2 separate regions of the Homo sapiens genome follow, and region 1 is linked to region 2. Evidence: chromatin loops called from intact Hi-C (ENCODE). Cell type or tissue: heart left ventricle. All regions are shown on one strand. Each heading gives the region's core, and the rest is flanking DNA. Links, peaks and the distances in the headings are about the cores only.

Region 1 (2,923 bases), core at 236-2,735, 50 kb before region 2:
TTTCCCTGTAGCTGGGGCTGAGGGTATGTGCTACCTTGCCTGGCTTATTCCCCATAGTGTTAAAGTGAAATTGATGCTGTAGGACAGCTGTTTATTCATATCACCTTCTGCACAGTACTGTGTAATACCACGTATGGGAATAAGCACACGAGGAACATGGGATTGGTCCTAATAAAGAGTCCTGCACCATTAAGCTCTGCAGCCCAATACTGCATGGGGTAGTGCAATTCCATTTTGCTGATAAAAGAATAGGGGTAGATCATCATCCAAAGAGTTTTGATGTTAGGTGGTTATACGATGGCTTTCAAGACAAAGAGATCTCTTTGCTTTGGGAATTGGGGGGAAGGAAGAGGAAAGTTTTAGGATAGAAACCTGGAATGTGGCTCTTAGCTTCTCACCCAGTTTGGGAGGAGAAATTGAAGAAGATGGCCAAATCGTTTCCTTTATTTCCATCACTGATGTGGTTCACTGTGCTTCTCCATGATGTTTGGTGTCGGGTTCATGACTGCTTCCCTCAGAAAAGGAGGGAGACCGTCTATACTTTATAGTAGATTAGTCATCAACTCAACAGGGTTGGAGTGGGTCTTAAAGTGGTTTCATTCTGCCCTCTTAGCTGATGCAAGAGTCTCCCACTCCCACTCTACACCGCATATCCCATTGAACGCTCTTGGTGATGGGTCACTCACTACTAAAGAGGGTGGCAGATTTTCTTGTTGGCCAACTCTAAACCAGGAATCCTTTGTTTTTTTTTTGGAGACAGGGTCTCACTTTGTGCAGTGGCATAATCATAGCTTATGGCAACCTTGAACTCTTGGGCCCAAGCTATCCTCCCACCTCAGTCTCTTGAGTAGCAGGGACTACAGGCATGAACCACCACACCTGGCTAATTTTTATTTATTCATTTTTTGTACAGATGGGATCTCACTATGCTGCCCAAGTTGGTCTTAAATGCCTGACCTCAAGCGATACTCCCACTTTGGCCTCCCAAAGAACCAGAAATTCTTTCTGTAACTTTCATCCACAGATAGCCTTGCCTCTTGATCATCAAAACATAATATAAGGTCTTAGTCTTCCCTAGTTTTACCATCCCCATTCCTTTCACCCTTCATCTTACATTGAGGTTACCATGTTTTAACTCTTGCATTCACCCTTCTCAGGGAGTATTCATTCCAGGCACTCAGTCCAAAGTTGTACCTGTCTGTCAGCAGCCAGGATGGTCTGATACTTTCTATTTGACAGAAAACGATTTGGGGTACAAACAAGGGCTGAGTAGCAGCAAGACCTAGGGTGGGGGCAGGATAGGTGGGAGGTAGCGAACTGAAGTGAGCCTTGTTTACTCATAGGCTACGGCTTTCTCCTCATCCCCAGTCCTGACACCTGTGAATTCCTCTTCTGGCCAAGCCCTAGAAATCTCCCCTCTCCGTGCACCCTCACTTTATTCAACTCTGGCCCCATTCTCTTCCTCATGCTGCAAGAAGCTCCCAGCTACTCAACACAACAAGCCCACGCAGCGGCCTATGCCGTGGCCGTAGGTTGTATCCACTTCATGTTTCCTTGTTGGGCTTCTGTTTGAGCACAGACATGTTTCCACGCAGCATTTCTGTGGCGTTAAGTGCTCCCACCAACTACATTCCTGTGCCTCCCATCTTTTACTTCTGGTAACAATACTTTTGGTAAGGAAGTGTGTTGTGGAAGTTGACTTTTATTAAATTACTTTAATTATTTCAATAAGAATGCCTCACTACTAAATTACTTTAATATTTCAATAAGAATGTTTAGCTTATTTTTATTCTTACCATTGCTCTAACTAGAGAGTTACATTACTTTTATATGGTAAAGATAGAGGAAGGGGGAAAATATGAAACAATGGCTATTCTGTTTTTTGGATTCTTATTTAAAGTTGGGTTCTCTCAGATATCTATGCCTGAAGTCCTATTTACTGAACCCAACCTACTCTGTATAAGATACACTATTTTTCTAGGAGCAGCCTTGGAGGAAGAAAGGAAATATCTGGTAGATACAGTACAAGTTGGTTCTGTTCCTATACCTAGTCTTGCAACTTTTATTTTTTTATTTTTTATTTTTTTTTTTTGAGACAGAGTCTCACTGTCACCCAGGCTGGAGTGCAGTGGCGTAATCATAGCTCACTGCAGCCTCGACCTCCTGGGCTCAAGCGATCCTCCTGCCTCAGCCTTGCAGAGTGCTGGGATTACAGGTGTGAGCCACTGTACCCAGCCAGCTTTTATCTTTTTTAGTGATTAAAAAAAAATAGTAGAACAGCAGTCCTGTTGAGGAATAGAATCTTTGAATCTTTGACCTTGGTGTTACGGACAAATACACTGAACCAGAGCTTTCCTCATTTTTTTGAAGATAAGACTCAGGGGAAAAAAATTGCAGAACAGTGATTCCAAGTGGTGTTCTTTTTATACACATGATGACAAAGCACATATTATTAATTTATTCACTGATCTATGTTAAAGAGGCTGAAATAATACTAGCATAAATATCAAGGCAGCAAGTTTGGCAAAATAATTTGCTGAATATTGAAAGCTCTTTTCAAAAAGTATCTTTTTTGTCACATCCAGGTCATGATAAAACGTGTAAGTTTTTCTTCCTATATTGTATAAAAAGTAAACTGGCAACCTTACTTTTTGAAGAAGGGGGAAAGGAAAGTATGAATTAGGGACAGGAAAAGAGGAAGGCTCTAAATTCAGAAATATAGGCCCATATAAAACCACAAGATAGAAACATCCAGAGAAAGTTCAAAGACCTTTTTTCTAGTAAAGTTAATCCTTTCATAAAGTAGGTTTTTATTTTTACTTTTAGAAATGAGATCTCCCTATGTTGCCCCAGCTGAGCTCAAGTGATCCTCCAACCTCTGCTTCCCAAAATGCTGGGATTGCAGGTGTGAGCCACTGTGCCC
Region 2 (2,923 bases), core at 255-2,754:
CAAAATTCTACTGAAACATGTGGCTATGACTAAAACAAATAAGATGCTTCTAAGAACAGATTGTGACTTGTCTATCAGCCCCTTTGAAAACAATGTGCATGCTATTTATTAGGGATTGTAATTACCTCATGGAGTAATGGCATTTGCACAGTTTTTGTCTGCCTCGATAAAAACCCTTGGCTGTGTCTGCTAACTTGGTGAAAAATCGCAGCAACAGAGGCAGCCCAAGGATCTTAAATCATCCTGTGCATACTCTCATTTTGTTTTTCTGCTGTGGCTTTTACCCACTAGAGGGGATAGTGCATTGTCTCCAGGGAATTAGAGACTGTCATATATGCCTTATAGAATACAAAGGAGCTTAAGTAATATACACACATATAAAGTTACATGTACAGTAATTGACATTAGGTGCTCCATTAAACAATGAAATGCCACAGTGTACCAGTTCTTCAGGACATGTTGCCATGGATACCCAGTGTGATGGAGATAGGGAAAGAGTTGCTTAGGAATTCAACGATTTCATTTTGAGGTGGAGTGAAAAATAAACTGCCCAGAGATAGGAACCATGAAACCAGTCATATATACAAGTAGTTGTTTTTGAAATTGTCAAATGAAAACATGTTTGAAAATGAGTACCAATTAATAACAGTTATTTTATATTGTCTGTAAGCCAAAGGGCTAGGCAGGGTTCTTTATTTCAGCTAGGAAATTATGTGGTATATTAGATATTTGCAGAAGAAAGTATTTTAATCAAAGCTGAATAAAATTCAGAAAATCATGTGTAGAAATATAGAAAGATGGCAGTGGAATGGTAGGAGGCAAGTTCTCTAAGGGTCTGCTCAGGTGCACTCAGTGTTGTGAACCTCAGGTTGCCTTGGGGTTGATGACAAAGCAAAGATTTCAGAAAGGAGCAAGTTTTAAGAATAAATGTGATGTGATAGAAGCAGAGGCAAGGTTGGCAGCTAACTGGTTTGGTGTGATTTCATGGTTTGCAACCAGGACTGAGTGTCTGATTCTTTGATTTTCTAGAGACATTCCTAATTTCATCCCTAACTCTCCCCAGATAAATTCTCATCTCTTATCAAAAACAAGGTCCCTGGAATGGAAAGTCAGGGAACTCCCTGAGGAAATGAGTGTTTAGCTGTATTCTCAGTCATGTAGGTTTTGTTGATCATAGATATTTTTGAATTGATGCTTTCTTGTCCCCATCTCTCCTTCCCTTAATTCAAGTCATACTTATCACTCCTTTCAGCCTCTGGTTATTCCCCCTTTCTGATTCATCTGTCATATGGACCTCAAATTTAAAAAGAAGAAAAAACAGATCAGATCATGTCATTTCTGCACAAAAATGGAGAAACTTTTGTTGGTTCTCCATTACCTATAGAAAACTTCTAATCCTTAATATGGCATTTAGTCCCTTTACAAAAGTCACCCTCAACAAAGCTTTCGTCTTCTCCTCCGGCTGACTCCCCACCCCTTGCACCCCATGTAGGCTGTGTATCAGCTTTAAGAGAGGGAAGAATCCTCTCCGAATGAGCAGTGTGCTTTTTCGGACTCCAGCTGAAATGCATTTCTACCCCTTCCCTGCCCCTCAGGCGCTTCTTGTCATTAAAACACCCTTCCTTCAAAGCCCTAGCCCCTCCTTGCCTCCACCCAGGAGAGTTAAAGTTTTTCTCTGTTTTCCACCTCTGCCAAGCATTTGTCTTCAGTTGCTTTTTGTAAGCTTTTCCCCTCCCCTGTCAGATATGTAGTGTGGTGTTAAAGGGATGGGTTCAGTATAGTGTAGTGACTAGGAGTGCAGGCTCAGAAGTGGTTGTTGAATTTGAATCCATCTCAGCTGTACCACTTGTTAGCTTTGTGACCCAGGGCCCATTACACAACCACTAAATCTCTTTCTTCATCTGCAAAATGAAGTTAACCTTGGTAGCTTGTTAAGGGAATTAAAAGAGAACACACAAGAAGTGTTTAGCACAGTGCCTAGCACATAGTATTAAATAAATGTTAGAAATGTATCCTGAGCGTTTCTCTTTTCCACTTCCATGCCCTCAACAGTACTTTACATACAGTAGGTACTCAAAAGTATTTATTGATTTAAAAATGTGGCTCACTCCTACACAGTCCTTCAATGTTTCTCTACTTAAGTTGGTGATAGAGATATATAAAATTTAGGGAGTCATCTTTCTAAATAGTTTCCTAAATTTTACATATTTTAAAATGGGAAGTATGGTGAAGAATGTGTATTTTTATTTAATTCCAAAATTTTAGAAGATAGTTTAGTAGCAAAGCAATGTAAACATCTGAGTCCTTTACCTAAAGAAGCTTGTATCAGTGTTTTTATCCATGGTGATAAAAAGTGTATAAGATCTGAAAGCAGATTGGGTAACACGTAGAGACGATGCACAGTTTGGAAACTACAGTTTCCAAATTAACACTAAGTTCTTGGAAGAAGCTTTCTCACAATAACTGTAACTGAAAGGACCCAGTGAAATGAGAGTAGATGCCAGAGTTTGATTTAGAGAGTGAGAGTCATTCAGGGACTGTGGCATCTGTCATACATTAGAATTTTAAATACAACCATAAATTAAGAGATAGTTGAGAGCATACCTTCAGAGAGTTAAAGAGCATACCTTCAGAGAATATGAAGGTATGCTGTATAACATTATAGTATGTTTAAGTTGAACAGGAACTCACAAGACCAACCTTTCTAATTTTGGCTGTGCTTCAAAATGACGTGGTGGGCTTGTTAAAACACACATAGCCCACAACAAGGACTCTGATTCAGTAGTTCCAGGGTAGATCCGAGGCTCCTGTGTGTGTGTGCATTTTAAATTTTTTTCTTTTAAACATTCATGCGGGCGGATCACGAGGTCAGGAGATTGAGACCATCCTGGCTAACATGGTGAAACCCCATCTCTACTAAAAA

What was found. Hi-C counts contacts between places; a loop is a spot of excess contacts. Peaks named below come from ENCODE experiments on the same cell type or tissue, not always from the same donor. Only the 100,000 strongest peaks of a DNase experiment are listed, where the experiment ranks them.
Region 1: it touches region 2 in a loop (6-fold over the local background); 4 of 110 quality-filtered maps call a loop at or near these places.

What each region holds. Positions count from the first base shown.
Region 1 is chr2:173,081,282-173,084,204 of GRCh38, forward strand. The region is part of intron 1 of MAP3K20 (mitogen-activated protein kinase kinase kinase 20); the gene reads left to right. Among named protein-coding and RNA genes, the nearest start is that of MAP3K20, 6.9 kb to the left of the region's middle. In heart left ventricle, for the core only: no CTCF peak of the experiment used is centred there; no DNase peak of the experiment used is centred there; H3K27ac peaks cover 850 bases.
Region 2 is chr2:173,130,903-173,133,825 of GRCh38, forward strand. The region is part of intron 2 of MAP3K20 (mitogen-activated protein kinase kinase kinase 20); the gene reads left to right. Among named protein-coding and RNA genes, the nearest start is that of MAP3K20, 57 kb to the left of the region's middle. In heart left ventricle, for the core only: no CTCF peak of the experiment used is centred there; no DNase peak of the experiment used is centred there.